4 separate regions of the Mus musculus genome follow, and all the other regions are linked to region 4. Evidence: chromatin loops called from intact Hi-C (ENCODE). Cell type or tissue: left cerebral cortex. All regions are shown on one strand.

The links. Hi-C counts contacts between places; a loop is a spot of excess contacts. Peaks named below come from ENCODE experiments on the same cell type or tissue, not always from the same donor. Only the 100,000 strongest peaks of a DNase experiment are listed, where the experiment ranks them.
Region 1: it touches region 4 in a loop (2.4-fold over the local background); 14 of 42 quality-filtered maps call a loop at or near these places.
Region 2: a loop joins it to region 4, with 2.4 times the contacts of the local background. A loop is called at or near these places in 3 of 42 quality-filtered maps.
Region 3: it touches region 4 in a loop (8-fold over the local background); 13 of 42 quality-filtered maps call a loop at or near these places.

Annotation. Positions count from the first base shown.
Region 1 is chr11:59,756,113-59,764,112 of GRCm38, reverse strand. Mprip (myosin phosphatase Rho interacting protein) reads right to left here. Exons shown (of 24, transcript NM_001368931.1): 16 at 2,786-6,589. Among named protein-coding and RNA genes, the nearest start is that of Gm51899, 9.1 kb to the left of the region's middle. In left cerebral cortex, a CTCF peak has its summit at 4,888; a DNase peak (open chromatin) is centred at 4,834; H3K27ac peaks cover 3,707 bases.
Region 2 is chr11:59,782,529-59,790,528 of GRCm38, reverse strand. It overlaps Pld6 (phospholipase D family, member 6), which reads left to right and starts at 2,872. Exons shown (of 2, transcript NM_001290283.1): 1 at 2,872-3,311; 2 at 5,304-6,636. The coding sequence starts at 2,894. The coding sequence ends at 5,551. In left cerebral cortex, no CTCF peak of the experiment used is centred here; DNase peaks (open chromatin) are centred at 2,828, 3,160 and 3,978; H3K4me3 peaks cover 702 bases.
Region 3 is chr11:59,610,609-59,618,608 of GRCm38, reverse strand. It overlaps Olfr225 (olfactory receptor 225), which reads right to left and starts at 5,643. Exons shown (of 1, transcript NM_001011740.2): 1 at 4,384-5,643. The coding sequence starts at 5,643. The coding sequence ends at 4,384. In left cerebral cortex, a CTCF peak has its summit at 4,277; a DNase peak (open chromatin) is centred at 4,291.
Region 4 is chr11:59,521,934-59,529,933 of GRCm38, reverse strand. No RefSeq gene overlaps it. Among named protein-coding and RNA genes, the nearest start is that of Nlrp3, 17 kb to the left of the region's middle. In left cerebral cortex, CTCF peaks have their summits at 3,259, 4,469 (motif pointing left) and 5,594 (motif pointing left); DNase peaks (open chromatin) are centred at 3,247 and 4,475.

The DNA of each region.
Region 1 (8,000 bases), 230 kb before region 4:
TGGGGAAACAGGGCTGATTTCTGGGAGCTGAGGAGCCTCGGCTGTTTTCTAAACCTCAAGGATGTCCTCACACGAGCCAGAGCGGAACCAACATCTTTACTGCCAGCCTGTGCCTTCTCCCTTCTCTCTTTTAAAGGAGAGCAGAGGCTACCCACTGAGAACCTTACTACCTTCCAAGCAGAATAGATAATGAGTCCTAGGGGGACTCATTCCCCATTCCTCAAAGCCATGGAGCCCCAGGCCTGGCCTGTTAGGGCTGCCCTCCCCAACCAAGCAGTAGTGCATGCCCTGTTCCATCTGCAGCTCACAGCTACTTTGACTGTGGGTCATTCCTTAGAACCTTGTGATAGCCACTTCTGGGCAAAACAAGCTTTCTCATGATTTAAAGAAACTGAAGAAATGTTATTCTAACTCTGTGTTCCCACCCCATCATTTTGCTGGATTCAATAAAGAACACCAAGCATCCAATCATTAGGCTTTGATATTGTTTCCTGAGCCTCACATTACTGAGGGTCGTTTCCAAGAGCCTCTATTCAGCACCTTTACATTCCTGCTTCCATTCTGAGGCTGAGTGCAGTGTGTGTGCTGTACCAGTCACCTTCTCTACATAGCCTGTTTAGTGTGCCTGCAGTTTAAATGGAACTTATCATAGACTGTTTGCTGTGGAAGTTTCTGCTTGTCGAAGTCTATTAGTGCTTTTTTAAATTTTGGCTTATTTCAGGTTCTAAGGTCCATATAATGGATGCCTGCCCTATAGGAAGTCTCTTCCGTTTTATTTTGATTTGAACATCTTGGAATACATGCAGATAGGGTTCAAAATTCCTATAACAGATACTAATGTATCCTTAACAACTAGGTTGTTTCATTGTTAAATGTATTACATTTGATAATTGTCACTCTATATACCAATTTAAAATTTTTGAGTGTGCTGGAAAGTGGTGGTGCATGACTTTACTCTTAACACTAGGGAGGCAGAGGCAGGCAGATCTCTGTGAGTTGGAGGTCAGCCTGGTCTACAGAGTAAATTCCAGGAAAGCTAGGGCTACACAGAGAAACTGTTTTGAAAAAAACTAAAAAACTAACCAACCAACCAAAAAAAAAAAAAAAAAATCAAACAATAGCAACAACAACTAAAAACAACCCTTCTAAAAAGCAGTCAAACAAACAACAAAAAGTTGAGTGTGTATTTGTTTATATGTTCACGGAAGCCATGGCTGATGGCTGGCACTGAATGCTGATCTGCCTTGATCACTTGCACCTCATACAGTTCTCACCGGACCCAGAGCTTGCAGATTTACTATCTCTCTTTCTTTGGGAATCCTTCATTGCCATCTGCCTCATGCTAGCATTATAAGGGGACCACATCACACTGTGCCTACCTAGCATTTATACCTGAGGATTCAAACTCTGTCCTCATGTTTGCTGCTAAGTACTTTAAATGCTGAGCCATCTCTCCAGCTCCAAATTTTAGTTTTTAAATCATCTCTAGAATCATAACAAGTTCTTCAGGGACTAAGATGTGGACTCATGTTAAGTGGTGTGAGGCAGTGGCAGCAGCCCAGGCTTCCTGATCTGGACAGAAACCCAGAGAAAAACTGTTCCCTGTTCCGCTCTCAAGACAGTCTGCTGTGCAGCTGTGCCACAAGCCCAACAGAGGGCCTCAAGTTCTTGGGCACAGACATACATGTCAAGCCCAAAGCCTCCTCTTAACCTGTGCCTTTCATTTCTAAGGTATTCTCTCATATTCTTCATAACCATTCTGACGGCCTGCTAACTGACTATGAAGTTGCCAGGCCGTGGAGACTCCTGCAGCTGCAAAGAGACGCAGGTGATGGTGGTGCATGCTCTCCACAGGATCACTTAATACACAATTTGCTATTTCCTTACAATGCTTAATGTTTTTTAAAGGTCTAGACAGAAATCAGGAAAACAATGCTGAGAACCAGTGCCTCAAGTATCATCAACCTGTCCTGTGTCAGACAGAGGGAGCGAGGACGAAAAGCTCCAGCCTGAATGTCCCATTAATTCCCTTCAGTGTGGAGTCGGCGTATTGAGAAACAGTCATAGATGCCCTGATGAGCTACAGCTGTGACAGACACTGTGGCAGGAACACTGGCCTGCAAAAAGACAGCTGGAACAGGCACCCTTGGGGCCTGTCCACCTTCCAGTGGGGAAGAAGATGAAGACACAGCTACTAGACCACCTCTGGATTCTAAAAGATGGTTAAGACCTTTCATGATTATGGCTAGGCAGTCACACACCGTACAGTCTAAGATAAAGGAGTGTTCCCAGAAGCATGACAGGCAGCCTGGGAGACTGTGGGAAGCCTGCTCAGACTCAGTGCTCATCACAAGGCCAACTCTGCCTTGGGAAGCTAGGATAGGAAAGGACCCCTTGACACCGCTTTACAAATATCCCTGTGTGGTGATGTCCAAACCCTGCTCTCTGAGAAGACTCAGGTGGGTGAGATGTGAGGCAGTCCTCATACTGATACCTCAACGTTGAAGTCAGAAGGGGTTCTATGAGGGTAAGAAGGTGAAGGGTGTCCGTGCCAGGCAAGGGAAGACCCTACTCTCCTTTCCCACAGGGATGCTTTCTTGCTAGTGTCCCTTCTGGGTCAGGAATAGAGGCGCACGAGAACGTTACTCAGGTCTGCTTGAGCAGCAGCTGAATGCAAGTTAAGAACTATCTCTTATCCCAAATCCAAGACCTCAGTTGCACAGAATGTCCCCTTTCTTGCATCACTAAAGAGAAGTGGCTCTGAAAAATAAATTGTGCTAAGGACCTTGAGACTCTCAAAGTCCCGCTGGTACTTCTCCTGCAGGGCGGCCACATCACCCTCCAGCTCTTTGTGGCCCAGCTCCTCTCGCATGACACCCATTTGGGCTTCCAGCTCCTGGATACGTTCTCGCAGCCCGGACATGGACTCGGCCTCATCCTTGGCTGCTGGCACAGCTCTGGGCTCAGATGGCCCAGGGGCCAGTGAGGAATCTGGGTGTGAGGGTTGGTAGAGGCTGAGGGCTCCCCGCAGGCTCCATATGTAGTGTTCCTGCAAGGCCCTCAATTCCTCCTGATGAACAGCCTGTAGCTCCCGAACCTTCAGCTGGAACCTGTCCTCCAGCATCTTCATTTGCTGCACATGATGCTGTTCCATGGCCTGCCTGTCTTTGACTGAGGCGTCTAGCTGGCTGAGAACCCGGCTACGCTCAGCCTGCAGGGTATTTTCAGTGTGGCTCAGCTGTTCCACCATGCACCTGATCTCCTCTTCATACCTGCCCTGTAGGGCAAACATGCTCTCACTGTGTTTGTTTTCTGCTTCTTGTAGACATCTCTGCTGATGGTCCATCTGGCTCACTTTGGCCTTGAGCTCAGTGTTTTCTTTTTCAATGAGGGTGATAACCTTCTGGTACTCACTCTTCTGCTTGTGGAGAAGTTCTTCATACTCTTCCTTCAGGGCCCCAACTGCTTGTGCACGTTTCTGGCCTGAAGCCCCCTTAGCCTCCTGACAGGCCTTCTTGTAAAATCTCAGCTCTTTTTCATACTCCAGCCGAATTCTGCATGCTGCATAGCACACTTGAGCTTGAATAATTGCATCTTGAACCAGTAATGAAGAATACTGACCAAGGCCCTCTAGACAAGATTCATATGAGAGATGCTGGGACATCCGCAGAAGCCTCTGGCAACCCCCAAGTGGCTCTGTAGGAGGCAGGACTGGCAAGGCAGCTGAAATCTCCTCAAGGATGCTAGCCTTTTCTCTCAGCTGCTGGGCCAGCTCATCCTGAATGGCAGCAAGGACTTCAGGGCTCTGATGCAAAGCCTGCAAAGGCTCTTGGGAGCCATCTGTGCCTGGCCTCAGTATCTCTCCTAATGGGTTCTGGTCCCAGGATGTCTGTACCTGGTCCTCCCTGCCAGTTGGATGCCTGAGGGTTTCTAAGATCTGCTGTATTACTCTTTCAAAGTCTGGGGTTTGGTAGGCTCCCAAGATTTCTCCCAGCATGCACTTGTGCTGCTGTAGGGCTGCCTGGGTCCCTTGTAGGGTCTCCTGTATGCTCTGCAGCCTATGGTGGAACAATTCTCTTACTGATTGTGTGGCATAGCTGAGCTCTGCACGAATCCATGTGGCATCAGCCAGACTTTGGGGAGTATGCTGCTGCCTGTCTCCTGATGTGCAGGCTGTTTCTTCTCCCAGTGTCCCTAGGTGTTTACTTAGTGACTCGACCTGGCTCCAGAACTCACCATTCACCAGTACCTTCTTGGCCCAGATCTCCACTGGAGCCCCAGCAGAGGGGGCAGCACTTTCTTCCTTCAGTGGCCACTCCCCTGACTGAGTAAGCTCACAGAGAACACCATAGACATCTGAAGTGGTATTTTTTAGAGAGTCAGCTATCTGGTTGATGAGTGAGGCCTCCAGGACTATCTGAGCAGAAAGCAGCTTCCTGTGTTCCTGCTCATTCAAGATGGGCTGACAGGGCTGCTGCACAGGGGCTGCCATACCACTTTCTATGGGGTGCTCCTTCTCTTGCTCAGCCTGCGTCCTGCTCTCTGCAGGGGAAGCCCATGGTTGAAGGGCCTTGATGGCACTCACAAGCATACTCTCTATGTTAGCCAGGGAGGCTGCACATGCATCCTGGCCCTCCTCCTGGTCAGCCCATGGCAAAGACCTTAGCTTTTTCCAGCAGTTTTCTAAGCATGTCAGGGCTTGGCTATTTTTGGCTTGGAAGTCTTCCAGCTCCCCAGGGTGGTGTTCAATGTTTGTGGCCTTCTGTTGTCTTTCCTGCTCTAGCTGAGAGGCCAGAGCGCTAGCCTGTAACAGGCTGGCACGGAGCTGCTCTCGCAACTGTGCCTCTGTGCCAGCCCACTGCTGGTGCAGTGCAAGCAATGCCTCCTGACTCTGCCCCTGCTGGCTTTCCAGCCTCACAGTTACGTCTTTGAGCTTTTCCTCTGTGACATAGAGCTTCGTCTCCAGAGAGTGGATTATAGAGATGTAGGTTTCAGCATCTGCAGCTGCTGGCAGTGTGTTCGGGGTAGCTTCTGAGGACACACTATCCTCTGAGGGTGACTGGTCCTGGCTGGTATCTGATGATGTGCTGCTAGTCCATGCCTTTGCACACCCCTCGGGGTGTATGTATCTTTGACACTGGATTGTGGAGAACCTGATTCTTGGCCTTTTTATAGGAGCTCCTGGATCAGACTTAGATGTGCTCTGCAGATGCCCCTCCCTCTCGGGCATATCAGCTGACTTTGGGAGTATGGTGTTTTCCTCTCTGCTGAGGCTACCACTGCTCCCTTCTTCCCCCAGGCCAGCACTTGGATCTTCATCCTCTGGCTGAGAGTGAGGAAAGCCAGGAAATACTCTGGTGACTGAGCCTAAGGGCAAAATGCCACTGCCCTCCTCTGTTGGCTCTGTGGTACTCAGAGGCTCCTTGGCATCCTTTGGAGAATCACTCACAAACCTCCTTAGACACTCTTCCTTTTCCTGCAGCTTAATTTCTGTTTCCTCTAAGCTGCTGCCCAAGGCAATCATTTTAACTAAAGCTTCATTGAGGTCTTGGTCTTTCTTTTCCAGAACTCTCTCATGTGTTTCCTTAATGTGCTTCAGCTCTTCTTCCTTTTCTCTCAGCAGAGTGCGCACGCTCTGTAGCTGGACAGAGACCCTGTGGTGTGAGTGCTCAAGGTTCTGATAGTCAACTTCCTTTCCCCTCAGCTTCTCTTGGAGCTCAGCCACATCCCCATCGGATGTGGCCACACGTTCCATGAGCTCTTGAAACTGATGCTTGATGAGATCCCGTTCATCATGGAGGCTCTGTACATGCTGGGCTAACTGGCGGATACTGGCCTCTCGGGCCTCCAGCTCTTCCTCTAGCTTATGTACCTGCTCACTGCCTTTGCACGTTTCACTCAGCTTCTCTTTCTGGAGGGCCTCCACCTGCTGCACATGGCCTTGTAGCTGATCCTCATAGGCACTGGCCTTGTCCTCTACTTCCTTCAGGTTCTGCAGCAGTGCCTGCTTTTCTTGCTCACAGCTCTCCAGCAACAATGTATAGTTCCTCTTTAACTTCTTCTCCATCAGACGCTGGGCTTGCTCACTGGTACCCAGCTGTTGGCTGAGCTCAGCAATGCATTCCTGCAGCCTCTGCACCTCCTTCTGTCGATCCCGTTGCAATGCCTGTTGTGTTTCCAGGTCTCTGAGTTCCTGTGTCTTCTCTAACAGCCGGGCTTCTGTACTTCTGAGTTTCTGCTCACTGGCCCTCAGCTGGCCACTCAGCATGGCCTTGCTGTGCTGCCATTCCTCCAGCTGCTCACGAACCTTGCCCTGCTCCATCTTCAGCTCACCCTTGAGCTTGGCTAGAGCCTGCTCCTTAATGGCCAGCTCTGCAGCGGCATTACCAAGTCTCGTCTGCAGGGTCTGAATCTCAGCCTCATGGTGGCGGATTGCATCCTTGGCCTCCCCATAGCTGTGTTTCAGGGTCTGAATCTGCTGTGTGATGAGCTCCTGCCGCCGGCACTGAGCTTCCAGCTCACTTTGCAGGTCTTGGTTGACTCTATGGAGCCTCTGCCAGGCACCCGATGGAGAGGTGGCCACTTCAGTCTTAAAAAAACCGATTAAATACTGGTTAGTAACACTCAGGCCACCCTGTTCTGAGTGTCACACCTCTGGCCAGGATCAATCATAGAAAAGCTCCTTTGTGGGTTTGCCTTTAATCCTTTGCACAACTTTTTTTCTTCATTTAAAGAAAAAAATTCAAATTAATGTGGGTTTTGTTTGTTTTGTTTTGGGTAAATATAGCTGCTTCCACATAAACAGAACACAGGACAAAAACACCAATAAAACAGCTCTAACTGAACAGTGTCTAGAAGAAATAAACCAAATAAAGCTGAATAATGGAACACACTGAGAAGTACAACAGAGGCTGAAGGACCAAATAATTGATTTTGCAAAACAAAGTATGCAGTTCTAGACCACATGTTTAAAGCAGCACAAGGCCTAAGGCACAAGAAAGTGACGTCACTTCCTTCTGTGACAGGAAGAGAAGGAAGGCAGGTAACTACTCGAGAGATGTCAGCAAAGTAACATTGGACATTTCCTTTAGAAAGCGTAGTCAGGCCTCCACCGTAAGGAGAAAACTAATCTCTACCTGCAAGAAGACAGAACAAGGGGAATGCAGATCATGAAGCAAAATGTAATAAAACAAACCCTCATAAAGCTCAAAATAAGAGTGAAACATGCAAAACCCAAAATAAAACACAAAACTCCCCATACTGAGAGACACACAAGAGACAGAACTAATGAGTATAAAGAGGAGACAATACAGCTAAGTCAGGCCAGCCTCACCTAGAATGTGGCCTGCCCAGGCTCCCTCAGTCTGCTGGTGGGGAAGCCACAGATGTGACACTCAGGTAGGTTCCAGTTCCACACCACATTCACCAAAGCATGCAGCCCTCCCAGCAGTTAGCACAGCACCCTACCCCGAGCTTGCATCACTGAACCCTCAAGCGCCCGCAAAGCCCCTTTCCCCCTTTCACTTTTGACTGTAAGCATTTTGAAGCTCATGGGTATTATTAGGCTCAGCAGGAAGCTGCCCCCATGCTGAGCAAGGCTATTGAGTGTAGATGCACACGAAGGTCCATGATAGATACACAAGTTAGCAATGTGCAAAGCTCCTTAGTGGTGTCTTTACCACCAAGTATGAAGTCAAGTCTTGTATGATGGAACCAAAACAGGCTTAAGAAAATGACCTTTAATTAGGCATGGTCTGAATACCCTAAAGGCTTTCTGAGTGGGCTGTGTAGAAGGGAGATGCCTGGCCATGGCCAATTCCAGGCAAGGTCTGAAGTAGGACAACAGTGAGTTGGCTGGAAGGGAAGATGGTACAATAATGTCAGATCAGGGACAAAGATAAGCCAGAACACAACAGCAGTGTGAGGGATAGCCATGAAGGTAAAGTAGGTCTTTGGTTGAGGGGAGTGAAGGACTCCAGGTCCACTAGCAACTTGATGAC
Region 2 (8,000 bases), 260 kb before region 4:
CTTTAGAGTCCAGAATAGATGGGACTACTGGGACAATTGATGCTAGTTAGCTAAGGCTAAGGAATTAATGGTGACAAAGAAGAGACCAGCACCACTGAGGTGAAATCTTTCTGGGAAGTGTTTTCTGAGAGCACAAAGAAGCTGTGTTCCAGAGATAGTCAAATTTGTACCTCTTGCTGCAGTTGTACTTGATAATGTGTAAGAGTCACCCAGGTAGTACTGGTTTTGAAGGCATGAAGGGGTCATGCAGAGCAGCTGAGGCTCGGCACTGTGAGAGGCCATGGAAGGCCATTGGTGAAGGTGAAGCCTCAGTTGCAGTTGATGGCCCAGGACTGAAGCGGGTATGCAAAGGAGCTGAGGCTTGGCACCATGAAGAGAGTCTATGAGAGGCTATTGGTGAAGCCTAGTTGCAGCAGAATACCCCAGTGTGTTGGAGATGCCAGTACCATGGCATGATCACCAAGAACAGCAGCAGTAGTCGAGTGGATCAACCTGAGCTTAGGGCAGAGCTGGAAAAGTGACGCCAGCCTTCTGGAGAAGCCAGAAGATCATGGGTGGATCCCAGACATTGAAACAAGAAGCTGTAACATTGAAGTTGCCTTGGAGACTCAAAGATGTTTGAGGTGCCAGAGCCATGGGCTATCTGCTGAGAAGAGCTGCTAACAGGGAGTAGAACCAGCCCAGGAGACAGAAGTTTGTTGCAGTCAACAAAGATGAAAAAGGAACTGGAGATCTGAAGACCACCTTGACATCAGACATGGAGATGCAGAGTTTGGAGTTTGCCCAGCTGGTTTCCTGTCTTGCTTTGGGGATTACAGTTAAGTGATTGGATGGATCTCAGAAGAGACTTTGAACTTTGGACTTTTAACATTGTTGAGACTGCTATAGACTATGGGCACCTTTGAAGTTGAACTATATGTATTTTGCATTATGCTATGTTTAAGTATGGCCCCCATATGTTTGAACAAGCCTATTGGGGCCAGATTGTGGAATGTGATGGTTTGCATATGCTTGGCCCAAGGAGTGGCACTATTAGAAGCTATGGCCCTGTTGGAGTGAGTGTGGCCTCTTGGAGTAGGTGTGTCACTGTAGGTGTGGGCTTTAATACCCTCCTCCTAGCTGCCTGGAAGCAAGTATTCTGCTAGCAGCCTTCAGATGATGAACTCTCAGCTCCTCTTGCACCATGCCTGCCTGGATGCCGCTATGTTTCTGCCTGGATGATAATGGACTGAACCTCTGAACCTGTAAGCCAACCCCAATTAAATGTTGTCCTTATGAGAGTTGCCTTGGTCATCGTGTCTGTTCACAGCGATAAAACACTAAGACAGATATACTATCAATCAATCCGGTTCCATCGAGGAGATGCAACTGTGTGTACTGTGTGTCGTGTGTACCAGTGGGGCTGAGGGAGGCATCATAGGGTGCACCTGCAGGCTCAGATGGATTCAGACACTGGACAATAGAATCTAGCATGGCTTGCATTATGTATGTGCTTCACTGTTAACAGGGCTGAGCACGATGACTCAGCTTAGTCTTATAATGCCAGTTCTTGAGGGCTAAGGCTAGAAGATTGCTGTAAGTCTGAGACCATCTAAACCAGGCTATGCTACAGAATAAGACCGGTTTGTCTAATGGTGCCCAACGTCAGGAAATAGGTCAGTCTCTGCAGATGAGGAAAGTATCGGGAGCATGGGTATGAGAGGGTCTCCTTAAAACAGGAAGGGGTGTGTGTGTGTGCCCCATCGAGCTCAGCATAGGAAGCCATGCTGGCCTGGGTGGTCCTGGAGGGATGAAGAAAGTGATGTCTGTCTGTATCTTCTAAGTTTTGGGTCAGAGGTCTTCCTGTCTTCCAGCATGTGACATTCTCCTATGTTCAGTCACTGTCCTATGTTCAGTCAAAGCTTCTGATTGTCTGCTGTTTCAGCTGTAGGAACGCAACCCGAGGCAGCTCTGAATTCATCTCACAGTGAGCAAAACTTGCTGCATCATTAGGGACAAAAGACATGGTGCTGAGTGTGGACCACTGTGGACCTAAGTTCATGAGTGTGTTTCCCCTGTCTAGGGCACACTATCTAACACTGGGTGTCCTGAGCCTCTGGTTCATATAGTCTTTCCATCACTTCTTCCATTATACTTAGCCTTAGGTGTCTGGGTTACAATGCAGGTGTATCAGTTGGGGATGAGCAAAAGTACCTGCTGCCAAACCTCGTAAGCGGGGAATCTATCCCCACAGTTGCGAATTCTCAGCATTCTGATCAGTTGTGGAACTCTGATTGTCTTCATCTGTTGAAAAGGAAGTTCTTTGATGAGGGGTGAGAGCTGCACTTATCTGTGGATATAAGTTTTTAGAAAACAGAAATGATTTTGGCCTAGGAAACTGGCAGCAAATAAGTTCTTCTCCCGCAGGCCTCTGGCCTATCCATTGGCTATATTTATAGTACCGTTCATAACTCCTTCCTGTAGACCGTACAAATCCACAAACAACATGGTAATTGAAGAAAATCCCAAAGCAAATCCCATTAAAATCAGGAGACGGCATCCCACTATCCCCATTTCTTTTCAATGCGATGCAGAAACTCTAGAGCAGTCAGGTAAGGGAAGGAAATTCATGGGAAACACATAGGAAAAGAAGTCAAATGAAGGTACTCGCCTTCAATCCCAGCACTCTGCAGAAGCAGGCAGATCTCTGAGTTCAAGGCCAGCCTGGTCCACCAATGAGCGCGCTTCCCCAAGGGCTCTTTGCTAGCTTGGGAAAGCTGTGCAACCGCTAGTTTAGCTCCTGGCTGGGGGCGGGCCCCGCAAGGGGGCGTGGCACACCCGGAGTTGGGGGCGGGCTGGCACGTGTTGGGCGCGCAAGCGCTTGGTGCTACGGCTGACCTTAGAGGTGGCGGCCATGGGGCGCTCGAGTTGGCGGTTGGTGTTCGCGGCTGGTGCGGGTCTCGCGCTGGCCCTAGAGGCACTGCCGTGGCTGATGCGTTGGCTGCTGGCTGGGCGGCGGCCAAGGCGCGAGGTGCTCTTCTTCCCCTCACAGGTGACCTGCACCGAGGCTTTACTGCAGGCCCCAGGGTTGCCTCCCGGGCCCTCGGGCTGCCCGTGTAGCCTCCCCCACAGCGAGAGTTCACTGAGCCGCCTGCTGCGCGCGCTGTTGGCCGCCCGCTCCAGCTTGGAGCTCTGCCTCTTCGCCTTCTCCAGCCCGCAGCTGGGGCGTGCAGTGCAGCTGCTGCATCAGCGTGGGGTGCGCGTGCGGGTCATCACTGACTGCGACTACATGGCCCTCAACGGCTCTCAGATCGGCCTGCTGCGCAAGGCAGGTAAACCGCCGCCGAGGGTGCACACCGGCAGAGGGGTAGAGGACTTACTTGATGCCCCTACCGACTTTGTCCAGAGCAGGTAGCATTTCAGGGAGAAAGGTGGAGGCAGGCAGGCAGAGATGAGCGGGCCAAGGAGCCAAGGTTCATAGTCTGTTATATTCCGTGTCTGGGCTCCCCATGAGTAAGGTATGTGGCAATTCCCACCAGTTTCCACGCTCTGACCTTGACCTTAGAGGCGTGTGTGTTTAGACTTAATTTCTGTGATTGTTCTAGGCTGAGATGGCTGACATAAGTGAAGGCATGGAGGATAAAACTTAAGTCAGTTTAAACTCAGCCAACACTGAGAAACCCTTAGCGGCTGTGTGACCACAGCGGGAGTAGGAGTGACAGTGTTGATTAGTGAGTTTCCCACTAGACTCTGTGATCATTGGAAAGTGGACCCTACAGTGTGGCGAATACTTGCTTCTCAGCGATCACCTCTGGGCCCATAGGTATGTCTGGCCCGCCTACAGCTCAGCAGCAGGTGTGACAATATCCTCCCTTAGGCCTGTGGCCCTTGTTTGTTTTCCTTCAAGTGGTTGGCACTGGAGGAACACAAACTTTGACTGCTAGATCCCTTCATTACGCAGGAGTCAGTGCCCCCATGTCCCTCCCACACACCTGCCTAGCCTAATCGTTGTGCCCACAGTGGCTGACAGGCTAGGGGAGCCCTTGGGAGATGTCCAGGCTTTGTAGGGCTCTCGAGGCTTTTTATTTCCTCCACACGGCCTGTCTTCCCACATCCTGGGGATGGTGTAGCCTTGGAAACCAGGTCTGCTTCCAGATCCCTCATAGGGAAGGAAGAACACCGCAGCACTGACCTGTTGTGTATCACTCACGTGGGCAGCACAGAAGCACTCTGTCAGTCTGATAGCTGCCCCTGTCCCCTTGCTGGCAGTCACAAAGTGACCTTCAGCCAGGTCATCATTTTGGGTGGTGGACAGTAGGTATCAGACATGGTTGATGTCACTGTATTTAGAGTTTGGAGAGTCATAAAATCTCAGATTCAGCGTGGTGGCACTGCCGGGCGTGGTAGCGCATGCCTTTAATCCCAGCACTCGGGAGGCAGAGGCAGGCGGATTTCTGAGTTCGAGGCCAGCCTGGTCTACAAAGTGAGGTCCAGGACAGCCAGGGCTATACAATGAAACCCTGTCTCGAAAAACCAAAAAACAAACCCTCGGATTTGGAAAGAACCAATATGTCATCACAGATAGAACTTCCAACTGATGTTCTGGCCACAGCTGGCTGAGTTCCAGATTGTTCCATCAAGTGCACAATGTGCCAGTATTTGGTACCACCAGGTGTTTGTGGGGAAACACATAGATCAGAAGGCTCTGGAGAGGCATCAAGAAGGTCCAGCTAGCATGAAGTGCCCAAGTCAGGAACCAGCTGCTGAGGTCTAACTAAAGCAAGAGGTCCTCTGAGCTAAGGTGAACGGCAGTGTGGTGGGTGCTGCCGGGTTTGCTGTGGAGTAGGACAGAGGCTGGAGGAACGGAAAGGCAGGACATCACTTACCTAGAGTGTGCAGGACCTGGGTTTCACCCCAGCGACCCTGCCAAACTTACCCTCAAAAGGAAGAAACCGAAACCAGAACTCTAGTGAGGACAGCAGTTTGGATGTGGCACAGTCCTTTCAGTTAGGGAGGTAGGTACCCTGGGAGGCTGTGATTCAAGTTAGCCAGCCAAAGCCAGTGTGCACTCCTTCCCTGTCTAGGCTTTTGTCCTTCAGCTTACCCGTTCCAGGTAGAGACAGGAAAGGCAAGGATATGTCAAACACCTGACTTCTTCCCCTGCAGGACTGTGAGGTAGTATTTAGACTTTAGGCTTACTGGGGCTGGTATGGGTTCCCCAAAGGTGATTGGATGTTTCTCTCTGTAATCTCAGTACCACCCTGGGACAGTCCCTGGGCATCCTTGTCTGGGTGGGTGACATAAAGGCTACCTTGGCTCTACAGGGATACAGGTACGGCACGACCAGGACCTAGGCTACATGCACCACAAGTTTGCCATCGTTGACAAGAAGGTGCTCATCACCGGCTCCCTCAACTGGACCACACAGGCCATCCAGAACAACCGGGAGAACGTCCTGATTATGGAGGACACCGAGTATGTGCGGCTGTTCCTGGAGGAGTTTGAGCGCATCTGGGAAGAATTTGACCCCACCAAGTACAGCTTTTTCCCCCAAAAGCATCGAGGGCACTGACCCTGCTTTGTTTGCTCCTCTTCCAGCTTGTGCTTGTGATGTCCCCTCCTGCTTTGCATGAGCCTTTCCTGGCTGGCTGGGGAGCAGCTGCCAGTCTTCCTGTGCATGCAGCCCCAGCAGAAGTTAGGAAGGTGACAGTGTTGGACAGTACTGTAGGCTCCCTAGTACTTGCCTAGATAGGCAGCATCCTCTCCTGGGCATCACTAGACAGGCCTCAGAGTGCATTGGCCCTTGTCTCCAAGGCAGTGTTTAGTCGCTGGTGGGCACTACCCATTGGCCACGCCTGCAGCTTGCCCAGGCTTTGCTTTGCTTGTCCGTGCCCCTCACACGTAGAGCCAGACTGTGGACTTGGGAGGGGCCTCGCCTCTAGCCCTGTGGTGGACTCTGCGTTTACTCAGTAGTGGATCAGAAGCTGACGACAAAGGGAACCCTGGAGGTAAGCAGGCTGCCCAGGCTGTTACCTCAGCTCTGCTGGGCACTGACAGGAGTCGGAGGAACAGCTTCTCGCGCACATCTGTGACATGAGTTGCATTTTGTCATTGTTCATGCTTGTGTGCACGACAAACTCCATGCGGCTCCTGACGTGTCTGTCCTTTAACTTAACAGCAGACACTGTGCAATGCATGTTTTCTCACTTAAAAACATTTTTTTGGGGGGTGGGGGTGGAAGGAGGTGGGGAGGGTCTCACTCTGTAGCCCTGGCTAACCTGGAACTCACTATGTAGTCTAGGCTAGTCTTCAGTTCAGAGATCTGCCGGGTTTGCTTCAAGCACTGGGATTAAAGGCGTGCACCACCAGACCCTGCTGTTTTCGCACTTTTTTTTTCTTTTTTTTTTTTTTTAAGGAAAGGAAAGAGGAAGGGAGAGTGGGGGGAGCATGTTGGAGTAACAAGTCCTGATATCCCCTTCTTGGGCCACCCTTAGCCTCTCTTCCTCAGGTCCTCAATCCCATGTTTTCACACTTTTTAACGTTCCTTTTACTTAGTGTTAGACAAGTAAACTTGATGTTGATTTTCCAAAAGATTGAACAGAAACGGAGACCCTTAACTTGTGGCATATTTCAATAAATATTTTCAAGTATGAGCTGCTGCATGTCTACCTTAGCCTGCTGCATTCATATATGGTTACCCTCAGTAGAGGAGCTTTGTTTGTACAGAAATGTGTGAAGACTGATGAAGTACCATCACCGTGAGCACTGGGTTACAGTATGTACCGTCACACCCACTTCTGAGAGCTGTGAGGTAGGGCACAGTGCACGTGGACATCCACCCCTCTTGTATCAGCACCATTAAGATGATTTCCCTAACAAGTGGTATGAAAACCTTTGCTGAAAATCAACTGACCATTCATTTTAATGACTGTGTATTGTCTCACCGTGGTAATGCCCGCAGCTGCTTAGATGAATTCTGTTTTGAGAACTGGCAAAACGAACCCTCTGTTTCCAACACATTCTTATCCTCTTATATCCCTGTGTGAATCTTAAAATGATCAATCATCACTGGCAAAAATTAAAAGGTGTCTAGGGCTTTGATAGATATGATGTTGAATCTGTAGACCAAGTGGGGTTATCATCTTGAATTTTCTGTTCCTTATATATATATGGCTTCATCTTTAATTTCTCAATGCTTGTAGGCTTTTTGTTGTTTACTCAAAAATTTATTGGGCAGCTAAGAGATCCAAGGCATGTAAACATTAAAGAGTTGAGGCATATACGTACACTCATAAAGCAGCAGCTACGTTCTTGGAATCACAAGAGTGAAAGAAAAACACCTTAGGAAGATAAGAGATTGCTTCTAGCTGAGCAGTAGGGCTGGCCAATGAGGAGATGGGATTTGAAGTGGAAGCTGGAGGTCTGGATGATTAACGGTGCCCAGTGTGAACTGCATGTTTCCCCCTCTCCTCTTTTCCTATCTTTGGGTCTGATTTTCCAGTAGTGCCCTTAGCTGTTCAATACACTTATTCTATACATACTTGCATTTTCTCTTAAGGTAGTCTACAGAACTAAGTCTTTTTGGTGTTTTAACGGTTTTTGTCTTGTTTTGCTTTGCTTTCCCGTCCTGACTTTTGAAGGATTTCTGACCTTCTAATCTTGGTGTTGATGGTCCTAAGTATTTTCCATCTGGTTTGATTTTTGTTCACTTGACTGGAGTATCCATCTCACAGCAGTGTTTGTAGTATGATTTATTACTCATGTTACTGTAAATGGAATTACTTAATTTGTTCCAGTCTTCAGAACTACTGTGTGGAAATACAACTGAGCCTTGTATCCTAACTTGCTAAATTTAGTAGTGCTAACTGAATGAAAAAGTGAAAAAGAGAAAAAAAAAAAAGAGGAGGACATGCCTAAAATATGGAGGAGGAGAACCAGGCCAAGAATGGCCTGCGGACTAAACTGGACCCCGAGAGGAGAGCGAGAGAGGAGCTCCTGACCAAAACAGGTGGTGGCCCGAG
Region 3 (8,000 bases), 89 kb before region 4:
CAAAGTAGAGTCACTAGACCATTCACCTGTTCTTATTCTCTGCGTTATTGTAACACGGGTGGATGGTACAGCTCTTGGCGAGCTCTCACAAGGAAGGCCCTAGGAGAAGTCCCCAGCAGTAAGCACTCTTTTTTTTTTTTTAAGTGAAAACCAATACATCTTCTAAACTAGGCTTTGGGTGTCACTAATGGAAGCTGTAGTTTCAGAAACTTTATTAGAAAGGATTAAGTGCATGCATTCAAAGTTGTAAATTAAATTTTACACAGTGGAAACTGCTTTTAATTTTGTGATAGTTAATCTTACTGATATATATATGTAATTATACTCCAGGCATGTAGAAATTAGCAGAGGTCCACAAATTGAAAGTTGCTAATTGTATTTTCCCCCTTTTGGGGAAAAAAAAACTGCGAGAAAAAAACAAACGCTAAAAGATTTATTCCAACATAACATAAAATTCTGTTTTAGCACAGCTGTTTGACCCAGTTTGCAGAGACAGGTGGTGCTAAGTGAAAGTCTGCTCAGGGAAGATGATGTGCAAATGCCCAGACAGTGGCTGGCCATGCCCAGTAGATACAGAACAGAGACAGCAAAAGCATGCATGCAAAAACAGCAAAAAGGACACAAAGGAAAAGGACTCTGTCACTTTGTGTTTCTTCTAGAGAGGGCACAGTGGGAGGATGACCTGACCCCCTTCCCACTACAGTGCCTGTAACAGCCTTGTGGCAAGATCTTAACCGGACAAGCAGCAGAGGTCATACTGTTTGAAGAAAACGCCGTTTGAGCATGAGGAAGAGCTGTGAGAAGTGTATAACCTAAGCAGTTAGGGGATTTGATCTAAGCAAGCACAGTGCTAGTGCACGGGTGGATGGCACAGCTCTTGACCAGCACATACAAGGAAGGCCCTGGGAGAATCCCCCAGCGCTACAAATCCATTCATAGATATCCAAACATGGGAACCCCAGCAACTTTTTGGAATTAAAGACTACTAGATAGAGTTATTCAAACAGAACTGTGAAAAAGAGAGAGGAGACAGAGCAAGACCCTGAGAAAGGTTCAAAGTCCATGGGACAGGACAGAGACTACAAATGAGGTAACTTTGCATTGAAATCCAAGAGAAGGTAACAAAATTTCTCTCTTCCTCCAGTGTGTTTCTTCTTAAAGTTTCACCAGCATCAGAAGGGGCCCACTGTAAAAGCAGGACTTGCTTTACCTAAAAGCCGATGAGTTAAATGTTTAACCTGAAAAGCTACTCTTGAAGCAATATTCAGTTGGATGTTTAATCCAACATCTGTGTCATACCCAAACTGCCACACAAAATTAATCACCTCAGAGATGATGTTGTTTCCACAAACTAGAAACACTTCAATGTTCACTTCTTTTGCAATGTAAAGGCATGAGGAGAAGGAAAAGGGGAAGTCTGGAGTCGATCGATACAGACTGTATTATTCATATGTGGAAATAGCACAGTAAACCCCACTGTACTGGCTAGTTTTGTGTCAACTTGACACAGCTGGAGTTATCACAGAGAAAGGAGCTTCAGTTGAAGAAATGCCTCCATGAGATCCAACTGTAAGGCATTTTCTCAATTAGTGATCAAGGGGGAAAGGCCCCTTGTGGGAGGGACCATCTCTGGGCTGGTAGTCTTGGTTTGATAAGAGAGCAGGCTGAGCAAGCCAGGGGAGGCAAGCCAGTAAAGAACATCCCTCTGCATCAGCTCCTGCTTCCTGACCTGCTTGAGTTCCAGTCCTGACTTCTTTCAGTGATGAACAGCAATATGGAAATGTAAGCTGAATAAACCCTTTCCTCCCCAGCTTGCTTCTTGGTCATGATGTTTGTGCAGGAATAGAAACCCTGACTAAGACAAATTGGTACCAGCATAGTGGGGTATTCCTGTGACAACCTGACCATGTTTTGGGGAGGACTGTGGGAGGACTTTGGAACTTTGGGCCAGAAGATCCATTCAGTGTTAAGAGCTCTGTGGGATGTTGTGTAGGAGCTTGGAAGATAATGTTGAGAACAGTGCAGAAGATGGAGGCCTGGCTTGTGAAATTTCAGAGGGAAAATTAAAGACTCTTTTCAGGGCCATTGTTACTTTGATTGTGAAGATTCTGTGGTTCTGGTTAGCTGGGGCTGAAGAATCAGCTGTGATTAACAAGATACCAGAACTAGGGAAGTGAAACCTTTGTATTACTGGGACTATTGATGCTGGTTAGCTGGAGCTAAGAAATTAGCAGTGATTAAGAAGAGACCAGCATCATTGAGGTGACATCTCCTGGGAAGTGTTTTCTGAGAGCACAGAGGCTGTGTTCCAGAGATAACCAATGTTTTATTTCGTGCTGCAGCAGGACTTGGTAATGTGTAAGAGTCACCCAGGTGGTACTGGTTTTGGAGGCATGAAGGGGTCATAAAGAATGGCTGAGGCTCAGCACTGTGAGAGGCCACGGAAGGCCATTCATTGGTGAAGGTGCAGCCTCAGTTGCAATTGATGGCCCAGGACTGAAGGGGTCATGCAGTGTTTTGGAGATGCCAGTACCATGAGATGACCACCAAGAGCAGCAGCAGTGGAGTACAGGCATCTGGAGCCTAGAGGACGACACACGTGCTACAAAGGGCATGGCTGGAGAAGTGACCCAAGCCCTTGGAAGACCCCAGAAGATTGTGAGTTGGATCCCAGACATTGGAAGGTTGGAGATTGATTTTAGCTTTTGATTGTGACTGTGCCCTGATATTTTTCCCTCTTGAAGGAAGTTTTTTAGTAAAGCCCACAGTTAAGAGACTTTTAATTGTAAAGACTTTGGATTTTAAAAGAGATTGAAATTTTAAGAATTTGTAAAGACGGTGGGACTTTAAAAGTTATTTAGATCTTGGGGATGAATAAGAAACTAAGGGTTGAGGCTTACCAGTGATGTGTTTGTGTGTCAAGTTGACAAGGGGTCAATTGTACTGGCTAGTTTTGTGTCAACTTGACACAGCTGGAGTTATCACAGAGAAATGAGCTTCAGTTGAGGAAATGCCTCCATGAGATCCAACTGTAAGGCATTTTCTCAATTAGTGATCAAGGGGGAAAGGCCCCTTGTGGGTGGGACCATCTCTGGGCTGGTAGTCTTGGTTCTATAAGAGAGCAGGCTGAGCAAGCCAAGGGAAGCAAGCCAGTAAGGAACATCCCTCCATGGCTTCTACATCAGCTCCTGCTTCCTGACCTGCTTGAGTTCCAGTCCTGACTTCCTTTGGTGATGAACAGCATTATGGAAGTGTAAGCCGAATAAACCCTTTCCTCCCCAACTTGTTTCTTGGTCATGATGTTTGTGCAGGAATAGAGACCCTGACTAAGACACCCACTAATGGGAGCAACTCACGTATTTGTACAAAATGCTGAAAGGGAAAGAATAAAAGACATTCTGTTTGCATCTACAACAAACTCACATTCTCATTCTGGTATTCCCTGTAAATCAGAAGGGAAAATGTGAAGCGAGCTGACGTGTTTTTCAGTGTTAAGACAGTCCTACTTCATAACTGTCAGAGGGTGAAGGATGAGTTGAATGTTTTATTTCCTCATGGTTAGCATCGCCATCATCACTGCCATTGATAGCCTCATCTTGGTTCATTCTCACTAGTCCTCCTCCATAAGCAGTGATGGCCTTGCTCCCTAGACACTCCCTGCCATCCTTAAAGTTTCGGTGCCCAGTCTTTCTCTGATGCAGAAGGCCTGATTGATCCATCGGGAGCGATCCATCGGGAGCTGGTTCTACGAGAACTCTAGAGCACTGGCGGCAAGCTTTGTCACCCACTCATTACTGAGACGTAGAGAGTGCCGAGGTCAAGTGCTTGCCTGGGGTAGGCAAGGCCCTGGCTTCCATGCCAGCCCCGCAAAAGTCTAAAAGAAATAAGAGAGAAGGAAAAGAAAACAACAAAAACGAAGCTGAACATGGTAATCCAAATATTTGCAATCCCAGCACTTGGGAGACAAGGAGGGGCGCTGGGCTACAGAGATCGTGCCTCAAGAACAAGAGAAAAAAAAAACAAAAACCCAAAAACCAAAACACATTTGTCAAATCAAAACACACAGCTGACTCATGTTTCCATAGACCAATCTGTTCTGTTTTGTGCTACTTTTGAAATGCTTGCTACATTCACTAAACTCACTTTGTGACCTATACATGGGCCATGACCTGAAGTTTAAAATAAGCAATGCTTTTAGTTAAACAGTTAAGTCCGTTTGTGCGGGGACAGGGAGGAGGGTTGGCTGGTGACCATCAGAGGACATGGGAATGTTTGCTCCACAGGGTGGAGCAATAGAGCTGGAAAACTGAGACAGCTTTCTATGGGAGAGAGCAAGTGTTCCCATTACTTCTCTGACACACAGGCACATGCGCACACATTCTGTCAGACGGTGCCTCCTTCCTCTTGTGTCTGAACAGCATCACAGGTTAGCTGTAAATAAATCATTTCCTCCACTCTGTGCAAAAAAGGAAGCCACAGGTCTTTTTCTGTCAGTTTGCTGGGGTTTTTTTTTGTAAGAAGTCCTATCTCCTTGAATAAAATGGAGGCCCTTCCCTGCAGACAGTAATATACATCACTGATCTGGGACCTATGGGATACAAGACACCACATCGTTGCCACCTTTGGCTTATTGTCACTATGATTCACTATGGGTCCGAAACACATGGACAAGTGAGGTGAGTTCCAGGTCCTGTCAGTGCCCTGCGGGTCGAGCAGGTTTCTATCTTTTCCCAGAACCTTCAACATGGCCGCCTTCATGTCTTTGTTTCTCAGAGAGTAGATGAAAGGGTTTAGCGTGGGGGTCACCAGGCAGTAGAACAGAGTTAGAAACTTGCCCTGGTCCTGGCTTGCCAAATTGCCAGGCTGCATGTACATGTAGATGATGCTACTGTAGAAAAGAGACACCACCGCCATGTGTGACGAGCAGGTGTTGAAGGCCTTGCGCCGACTAGCTGTAGACTTGATCCTCAGGACGGCGGCAGCAATGTAGCCGTAGGAGACCAGGATCATAATGAGAGGCACAAGAACAATAGGGATGGCCAGGATGAAAATTAGGCCTTCTATCCAGCTTGTGTCCACACAGGAGATGTGGATGATAGCCGGCATCTCGCACACAAAGTGGTTGATACGGCGATGACCACACCGCCCCAGAGACATGGTCAGTGGGGACATCAGTGTCGAGCTGGCTGTGCCACCGAGCCAGGCAAAGGCTGCCAGCTTCAGGCACAGCTGTGGGTGCATGATGGTCAGGTAATGCAGTGGCTTGCAGACAGCTACAAAGCGGTCGTAGGCCATAACTGACAGGAGAATGCACTCGATGCCCCCCACGGACAGGAAGGCAAAGAGCTGAACAGCACATCCTACGAAGCTGATGGTCTTCCGTGGGCCCCAGAGGTTAATCTGGAACTGGGGGATGCTACTGGTGCTGTAACAGAGGTCAAGAAGGGACAGGTTGCTGAGGAAGAAGTACATGGGTGTGTGTAGCCGGAGGTCCATGAGGGAGAGGAAGATGATGGCTGAGTTGCCTGTGACAGCTAGAAAATAAAAGACCGTACAGACAACAAAGAGGACCATCTCCAGCCGGGGCTGGTCAGAGAAGCCCAGGAGAATAAACTCCCCAGAGCTCTCATTGTTCTTCTCCATCAGCTGTGACCTGTTCAGAAAGCATGACACACAAGCATTAGGAAAAAGCCAAGATGATCTGGACACAAACGGTCCCCCAGCAGGGACGTATTTCACCACATCATCAATATTTTAACTGTAGCGACTTGTTTAATGCTTGCCTGTCAGGTGAGGTACCAGGAGAAGATATTTGTCTACCATGGAAGGAAGCTCAAACTATCCCCCAAAGAGCACTCTAATCCATTTAATTAAGGTAAACGGATAAATGTTCAAATCTTTTTTTTTTAGTTTAAAAATGGAGCACCTATTGATATTTTTAGAAATAAAGTAACATTTTAAAAAGTCACTTTCCCAGAGTCTTCTAACATTGCAGTGATTTTCAAAAACTTGATACAATCACCTTTTCATTTTTGTGAAATTGTTTCAAGAAGTTTGCTTGGATCTCCCATTTCCTCACCCCATGTCCATGTTTCAGTCATCAAAGATCAGTTGCATAAAAACCTAGGCTATTGTTCTTATGATCTTGTGCCACGAGTTACAGGTGGAAAGGGAATGAGGCACACGTTGGCATTCAAGTTACTCACAGTGACTAACTATGCTTCCAGGAAACTAAGAGCCCATGGTCCTAAATGTTCTGACTTCTGAAAAGCTAAAGATTTGGTCTCACCTTGTGACCTAGTGATTCAAGTGACATTGCCTAAGAGACCCAAAGTAGCTTTCATTGTGTGGAGTTTTTCTGAAAATTATGGCACACAGGAAGGAAAAAAAAAAAAGAGCAAAATGTCTCACAAATATGAGACATGTTGATTTTCAAGCTTCCTGAAGCCCCAGCGTTCTAAGATGCTGGTCTGCAAGGAGGAATTCACCTGTCAGGAGGATGCTTAGGAATACCCAAGCCCTGTTTGCTGCAAAGACCTCTCCTCAGAATGACCTGCATCTCTGAGAGATGCATGAAGAGACCGAGTCCAGGATTGAGATGTTGCAGCCAGGTGAGGCCCTCAGATGAAAGGGGAGTCAGGGCATTTTTCCCAAGAGAAGAAAAATGATTGCTAAAGGCTGAAATCTTCCCGCACATGGTTCTCTGTGCTTGGCCTTTCTCTTAAGAAAAGTCGCAGCCATGTTCTTGGGCAACAGAAGCTGGCAGCTGTCCTCCCTCATACCCCGCATGCCACAAGTCAACAGCCTGTTACTTGTCTCATGGCTACACTTTAAACCACGCTTTGCTTCCAGTTTAAAAAAGGGAATCCAGTAATACAATGAATGAAAAATAGAAGAAGTAGAAAATAAATATCACATGCTCCAAGATACAAAAAGACAATGGCAAAGGGTGAGTTCCCTTGACCACATTCTTTAATTGAAGGCTAGAGGTTATTTTCTTGTCCAAAGAAATACCTTGATTCATGGTTATCTGGTGAAATCCCAACCGCAAAATCATTGAAAACAGATCTTCCTAACAATTCACAAGTTGTCTGATACAGACTCTCGGAATGCTTGAAGTATAAACAAACTAATGGGCTTAATTCATTGCCAGTAGCAAACCCAAATATTCTAATAATGTTTGTAGCAGTATATACTATAAGCTGAGAGGTGTACAATCATAAGTGTTCAGGAAAAGCTGGGGACATTTTTATGGCCCATTCCACACTGCTGCACAAAATACGGGAGAAGGGATGATCTGTAACAAACAGAAATGTGTTTGATTTACACTTATCTCCAGTTTGGGAAGCTCGGGGTCATGGGGATACATTTGGTGAGTGCCTTTTCGTTTTACCATTCCATAGTAGAAAGACAGAAGAGAGAGAGGTCAGGGTCATTGTTTTATTTGGAACTCACCTATGTGATAACTTACCCAGTCCTGTGGTTATAGCAGCATTCACTCTGGAAGAGACTTTGAGACCCAACACCTTTAACAGAACCTGCTCCCACTCAACACTGCTGCCCAGGGGAGTCAGGGTGCAACACATGAACTTTGGAGGAGCATAGTTAAACCATAGCAGTAGCTTTGTGGATGGCAAAATCAAAGAGGGTTGTCCGAAGAGAAAAACAAAAACAAAAATGATTCTCTGCTGATTGGAAACTGTAACATAGTTACACAGCAGATATCTGGGGACTAAACACAAGAACGGTCAAACCTTGGCTTGGTGTTTACTCTCACTTACCAGGTAAAATGCAAAAGTAAGGAGAAAGAGAAACATTGTTTTTCTTTGAAAGCCTGTCCTGGAAGTAAGTGTTCAGCTATTTAGGACATGGTGAACACATTGTGTTTACTGAACCGGGCAACCTACCCCAGTACAGAAACTGTCACCCCACACTTACTCCCTAGAAAGGGGGTGACAAAGACTCCCTGTTCCCACCCAAGCATTTCTTCCCCATAGTGA
Region 4 (8,000 bases):
CTAGCTGTGCAATGCTTGTGGGTCTGGCATCTTTGCTGATCTTCACCCGAGAACTTCTGGTGTTCCTCCAGGTTCCTCCTGCTGACTCAAGCTGAGGCTGAGGCCTGGCTGTCTCTGCTAGGTCGTGTCACCTCTGTTGTGAACCCAACCCTACTGAACTGGGCTGCTGGTGTATCTGTGAGGTGTTTGTGAGTAGACCAAGTTGCCACTGCCTGCTAACCTGTGAACTGAACTGCCGATTTCCAGACAACACAGATGGGAGTTGCTCCAAAGAACCTTTCTAAACAGGTCCACTTCCCCCCATCCTTTCTTTTCTACTACCTCTGGTAGGTGGTGGACTACAAGAGACGTTAAAGTGTTTAAGAGCTATCATTAAAAATAGGTTTTGAAAAATTTAAAGTTACAATCTCTGGCTGTCTTAGGGTTTTTATTGCTGTGCTGAAACACCATTGACCAAAACCAAGTAGGTGAAGAAAGGGTTCTCTCATCTTACGGCTCTCCCAGGCCACTGAGGGAAGTAAGGGCAGGAGCTCAAAGCAGGAATCTGGAGGCAAGAACTGTTGGCTGAAGCCGTAGTGAAATGCTGCTTACTAGCTTGCTCCCATGGCCTGATCAGCCTGATTTCTCAAATAACCCAGGACCACCAGCCCACAGGTGACACAGCCCACAGTAAGCTGGACCCTCTCACACCAATCCTTAATCAAGACAGACAATGAATCATCACAGACTTACCTACAGGCCCAACCTCTGAATTAAGATTTCTGCTTCCCAGACGTGTCTAGGTTTGTGTCAGGCTGATACAACCAACAATGATGGGGATGGGGCTGGAGCAAGGGTGGGGGGCAGTAGATGACGTTACTAATATGGCAGCACAGGAGGCTGGAGAGATGAGTTGGTGGCCAAGAGAGCTGGTGGGTCTTCCAGAGAGCCTGGATCTGATCCCCAGCATGTACAGGATGGTTTACAGCTCTCTGTAACTCCAGTTCCAGGCGATCCAACATCATCTTCTAGTCTCCACAGGTACCTCACACCCATGGTACATAGATACATGCAGTCAAAATACACACATAGATAAATGAAAATTTTTAAAGGGCAAGAGGACTGAGAGTAGACACACAAGACTCCTGTCACAGGGAGGTAAGGTGGTCAGAGCCACTGGGGCTGGAGGATAGACATCCTGACTCAGGGATGAAGCAAGATCTAGTATCAAGGAGGGGGTTCTTACTAAACTGACTTGGCAAGATTCTTACCTAAAAGTAGAGTTTATAAGGAAGCACTCAGATAGGATTAGAAGAAAGAAGTCTGACTGGGACCATGGCTATGATTCAGAAGTAGACGGCTTGCCAGGCAGTGGTGGCACACGCCTTTAATCCCGCACTTGGGAGGCATAGGCAGGCAGATTTCTGAATTTGAGGCCAGCCTGGTCTACAGAGTGAGTTCCAGGACAGCCAGGGTTATACAGAGAAATCCTGTCTCAAAAAAAACTGGAAAAAAGAAGGAGGAGGAGAAGGGGGAGGGGGAAAGGGAGGGGGAAAGAAGAGGAAGGGGAGGGGGGAGGGGGAGGTGAGGTGGAGAGGGAGAGGGAGAGGGAGACCACTTGCCCAGCTTGCATGAGGCCCTGGATTTGATCCTAGAATTAGAATAAAAATAAGGGGAAAAGCCTGACTAAAACTTGGTCAAACAAAGTGTCTTTGTGACCCCTGCTGTCTCCTCTTAGTGGTGGGTACCCATGACAGAATCAAGGCCTTCCTGCCTGCTACCCCCTCCCACACTGAGCTACACTCTCAGAGTGTCCAATGCACATGTGCACACATGCCTGCCCTCGCACAGGTGCACATGCACACCCATACACACACACACACTCTCTCTCAAGCACAGGTGCACATGCACACCCATACACACACACACACACACACACACACACACACACACACACACACACGTACACACACACCCTTGCACAGGTGCACATGCACACCCATACACACACACACATGTACACACACACCCTTGCACAGGTACACATGCACGTACACACACATGTGCTCGCACAGTTAACTCTCCACTCACTGACCCCCATCTTGTATATGTAAACGTCTGCTTGTCCTGTTGGATTACTGTCGCACTCACTAGCTCCCTCCCAGCTGTCAGTGGTCCTGAGTAAAGTCTCCCTTGATCTTTCAACTGGGCTCAGGATTCTTCACCTTTAATAACAGCTGTCACTCTGACTCCTCACGGTGTAATGTCGAAATGTCCCAGAGTGAGGAGGGTGGAAATGAAGATGAGAGGAATGACCTGGGAGCCACAGCTCAAAAGACTGAAAAACCAAAAACATAATGAGATCAGTTAAGTTGTGCCTCAGTCAAATGCTTCCCCTACATCAGTGGTTCCCACCCTTCCTGATGCTATGACCCTTTAACACTGTTCCTCATGTTGTGGTGACCCCCCCCCCCACCAACCAAAAAATTACTTTCGCTGCTACGTCATAACTGTAATTTTGCTACTGTTTTTTTTTTTTTGATGAAATGTAATGTAAATATTTTTGGAGACAGAGGCTTACCAAAGGGCTCGAGACCCACATGGTGAGAACAATTGCCCTGTGCCTTTTCTGGGTACACAAGAAACAAATGTGTTGTATAGCCTGAGGATTTATACCCATAGTGCCTGATGGAAGAGTGAGACATTTTCTTTAGTGCTGTAGCCACAAGTAAGGTACAAGTACTGCTGAAGAGCCCTAAGGAGACTCACGGGGGCACACACCCATAGTAGCTGAGAGGAAAGGAGTCTGTGGGAGAGAGCAGGCAGCATGACCAATATATGCTATGTGCACATATGGAAATGTCACAGATAAACCCATTGTTACTTACAATTTATATACCAATAAAAAAATCTTTGCACTGAGTTTCAAGTTTTAAAAAGGGTTTAGTGGATGTAGCATTTAAAACACTACATGTCACAGTATGTTACCACTTCCCTTTTAATGAACTGAGATTCTTAAACCAGGAGGAAGAAAAAAAAAAGGAACTGGTCTCAACCTGCTGTTGCAATGCTTTTCCTGACTGCTCTGCACTTCTGCTACTGCTCCAGCTAAGCTGCTGTGTTCCCTCCTCCTCTCCCTCCCTCCCTCCCTCCCTCCCTCCCTCCCTCCCTCCCTCCCTCCCTCCCTCCCTCCCTCCCTCTTCTCTTCCCTCTCCTAAGCATAACCTGGCCCAGCTTGCCCCATCTGCAATCCCCGTGCTTTCCACATGGCTGCGCTGGAGAGAGGACGGATCTCACCACTTGGGTCCACAGAAAGCTCCTGCTGTCTGTTTGCTCCCGCTGGTTATCATGGATGTTAGGACTGTCTGCCCTCCATCGCCATCCCCAGATGGAGAGAACAGAAAACTGAGAAGCGGAGGAGAGTGTGAAGCCACAGCCCAGGGAGCACCAGACAATAAAAGGTAAGCGCAGGCAACAAGACCGTGTGATCTGACTGAGGTTTCCAGGAAAAAGCAAAGGATGAAATGCTAGAGAGAGCTGGTAATTGTGTGGGTGAGGGCTTGCTTGGCACTTAGGTTCTTAATTTACCACATAAATTTACTTCTATTAAGGTGGGCGGTGGTGGCTCTTTAATCCCACTTTAATCCCAGCACTTGGAAGACTCAGAGTTTCCATATTCTGAGCTCACTGAATTAGCCTCGATCCTAGAGATGTTACCTTTGTGATCAAGTTATGTGAAGTTTCTTCCCAAAGGTGAAGAGAGGGTCAGATATCCTCCTGCTCCACATAGTGGGTTGTCTGTCCCCTGACCTGCCTTGGTTTTTAGAAACAGGGTTTCTCTGTGTACCCTTGCTGTCCTAGAACTCTCTTTGTCGACCAGGCTGGCCTTAAACTCAGAGATCTGCCTGCCTCTGCCTCCTCAGTGCTGGGATTAAAGGCGTTCGCCATCACTTCCTGCCCTTCCTGTGTTGTTCGGGTCTGGCTGCTTCTCTGTTTAGGGAAAAGCAACTAAGCACTTTTATATAACGGAGATATCCTCAGAGTGTGAATGAAATGGGCAGGTAGCTTCAGGGAGAACGGAGAGGGTCAAAATTTGGTTGGAACTCAAATGCTAACCTATTATCCACCTGGAATTGGCATCAAATCCCACAGGCTGCCAAATGTGGTGGTGTAAGGCGGTTTATCCCAGCATGTGGAGAGTGGAGGCTGTAGGGAGAGTTCAGAGTTACAGAGAGCGTTCTAGATCAGCCACAGGCTAAGATTCAGCCTCACATAACGTCCTGGGTTTAGGTATCACTCTAAGGTCCTTGGCTGCCGCTTCTAGCCAACTGGTTACAAAGTCAAGCTTTCTAACAATTCTCCAATCTCAAGCTTGAAAATTCATAAATGTGGCTCCCACAGCTCAGAGGAGCACTTATTGCCTGCGAGGCCCGCACCGGTGGTGCAGGAAGCCTGTCTCTACAGCGCCCTCTTTTGGAACAGCATGGATATGGTTCCTGCTCAGCACAACATTCGACTTTTTTTTTTTTAAAAAACAGTGGAAGTAGCCTAGGAGCTGTCTTTGCTGCTCTCTGCTGGTCACGAATAGAACTGCCAAGAACTGCCTACGGCTGGATTCTGCTATGCCTCTGTGATTTTTCTGACTCCCTGGGGAATACTCCTAACGGGACCCCGAAATTTGCATCTTTTAGTCGTCTAGGGCTGGAATGATCTTGAGCTCTCAAATGCAAGATAGCAGTTCTCTTAAAGCCAGATGTCCTCTGCGGTATCCAAGGAAGCCAACCAAGTTCTGCTCCTCTGAACCCTAAGGGTTAGATGTGCTTATGTCTCACTCTTCCTCCGGAACCAGCCTGCTCCAGGATAGTTTGCAGAAGGGCACATTCCCCGCTACCAAGGCCGCCATTCTGGTTCCAAAGCTGCATCATAGCCGTACCAGTACTTATCCCTCAAGTCTGCTTCCAGAGACGTACTGGCTTTGAGATGGACTAAATCAGGGTGCAACCCGCACCCTCCATAGTCACAGGTCCCTGGACAGGCAAGGGGATGAATCACAGAAAGCTGCAGAGGCCGACCTTGGGACGGATCACCCTTAGCTTTGTTGGGCTGTACAGAAAAGGTGCAAACTCTTTGTATTAACACCCTTGGTGTTACAGGCTCTGCTCCACCCTGCTATTCAACTCACAATACAGAGGAAGTAAAGGATAACTTTATTAGTGGACAAATGTTCCCGTACTTGCACGTTTTTTTTTTTTTCTGAAAGTAATTCATTGAGTAAAAAGTTTGAAAGGAGTAAGACCTAAGAGATTGTTAAGACTGAGTTCCATATTCTGGTGGTTTAAACTGACAGCTCACAAAACTTCCAGTATCACTAAACCTTACACCGTGTGAGCTTCGTTTTGCTTCTCAGCATCAGTCTCTCACAGAGAATTCAGCTCTATCAGTATCTGGGTGTATTTCTGCATTTGCCGTAAGGAATAGTGGACAAAGAGAAAGAATTCTTGAGCCAGGCTTTTCTCTAGAAAACCTGGGTTCAATTGCAAACACCACATGGTCACTTAAACAACCATCTCTGACTCCAGTCTCATCTTGAGCCCTCTTCTGGCCTCTGCGGGTACTGCACACACATGGTGCACATACATGCAGGTAAAATACCCACACACATAAAAGTACACTTTAAAAAAAATAACAAAATAAAATAAAATTGGGAAGTGTTGTGTTTCATCATAGTTTCAATCATAGGCAGATATCATCTAAGAAGAATACTCCTTTTTGTTTGTTTGTTTGGTTGGTTGGTTTGGTTTTTGGTTTTTTGAGACAGGGTTTCTCTGTATAGCCCTGGCTGTCCTGGAACTCACTTTGTAGACCAGGCTGGCCTCGAACTCAGAAATCCACCTGCCTCTGCTTCCTGAGTGCTGGGATTAAAGGCGTGCACCACCACTGCCCAGCAGAATACTCCTTTGTAAATGGATCAAACCATGACAGGTTTTAAATGCTCTTCATCCTCAAATATGTTTTACTGTGCCAAAACAAACTTCACAGACATAAAACATAAATAATAGAATATGAGAAAATAAGTTCAGTAGCAGTTCAGCTCCTCAGCAGCTCAGCAAGCCTCTACAGCCACTGGGAGCCAGGAGCCCCCCACCCCTACCCCGTGGTCAGGGCCTCTATCCTGTGGCCCAGGACCTCGGTTTTTTTTTTTTTTTTTTTTTTTTTTTTTTTTTTTTGGTACACTCCCGGCAAGCACTGGTCCTTACTTAGCCCAAGATTTCTTTATCTTCTATTTCCCCCTTTTTGCTCTTGGTGTTTAGAAACAATCTCTGCCCTCACCTCACGCTCTACCTCTCTTTTATGACCTTTATCCTCTTGCTTAAGATTCCCCAGTGCTACCATTAGAGAAATACACACCATCCAAATGGCTTTCCCTCTAAAGCATTCTGCCTTCCTGGGTCATTGTCTGTCCTTGGGCCAGGAAGATATGACTGCTTAGCTCTCTGTATCTGTTTTAGTTGTAAGTGAGCACACTATAGATGAAGCTCTTCATGAAACCTGCCCACCTCCCCTGGTCTGGATTACGTCACTACCGAGTCCTTCCCCAGTGTCTTTGCCTGCCCGGGAATGGCTGATGAAAATGGGCCAAGGATGCTAAGCACCCACGTTCCCGGTTTCTGGGCCGAGGTCCCTCAGAGTTCATCGTCTTCCCTTGACTGGAGCATGATCCTCTGTTCCCTATTAAAATACAGTGGCGTCCTGGAGGGGAGCTCAAGGGACATCTTCATATATGTCAATGCCCCTCGAAGCAGAGGCTCTCCACCTTTGTGTTTGGGAAACTCACCCAGGACTGGTGTTTAGCTGGGGATTTGGCTGGCATAGTGGGGGAGGAGAGTGGGAGCCTGAGCAGGACCTCCAGGACCTAAAGAAGAAAAGGAGGTAAAGAAGGGGAGGAGAGAGGAGGTGAACCCACAGGGGATCTTACCCAAAAAAGGAGGGTGTTTTAGGACTGCAGGACCTTGCAAGCCTTAACCAAGTCTTTTACCACAGGACAGCCCTGCTGCACTTTAGGAAAACCCTCTTTGAAGACATAGTGTTAGGGGAGGGCCAGCATTTACTACACACCTCTGAGGAACTAATGACCTTTTACCAGACTGTTCCATGCTTTCTTAATTGACAGCAGAGGGGTTGGGTCTGCAGCTCAGTTTAGAGTACTTGCAGGGAGCCCTGGATTCAATCCCCAGTACTGACTGCATAAATGGAGCGAAGTAGTAGTATATGTCTGTAATCCCAGTACTAGATGGGGAGGCAGGAAGATCACCCTTAGAGTGAAGCCAGGCAGTGGTGGCACAAACCTTTGATCCCAGCACTCCACGGTTTTTTCAAGACAGGGTTTCTTTGTGTAGTCTTGGCTGTCCTGGAACTCACTTTGTAGACCAAGCTGGCCTCGAACTCAGAAATCTGCCTGCCTCTGACTCCCAAGTGCTGGGATTAAAGGCATGCGCCACCACGCCCGGCTAGCACTCAGCTTTTAAAGACAGCTCCAGTTACCCGACGGACCTCCTAAGGCTTGAGGCACATACAGGGTACACATACACACATACCAGCAAAACACTCAGACAAATAAAATAAATCTAAAAAAAATAATAAAAAGAAAAAGGTATTAAAATAATAGCAATAAATAAAAGAAAGTAAAAGGTAAAACACAAATAAGAAGAAGCACAAACTTGGGCTGGGTGTGGTGTCACACCCTGGTGAACCAGCCTGCCTCCATCTTAGAGAACAAAGCCATCTTAGAGACAAGTTAGGTTCGTCCCTGTTTATGATTAAACCTCTGTTTCTCAAGGATTGGGCTGTGCCCCACATGTAGCTTTAACTACACATGGTTCTGTACTGCCTGTTCCAGGAAATGACAACCATGCTATTGTTTCAAAAAGTTATTATGACCAGCTGTTGCTATGACCACCTTGTGGTGACCAGCTTGCTGTGACCACCTTGTTATAACCATCTTGTTATGACCACTGTACAAA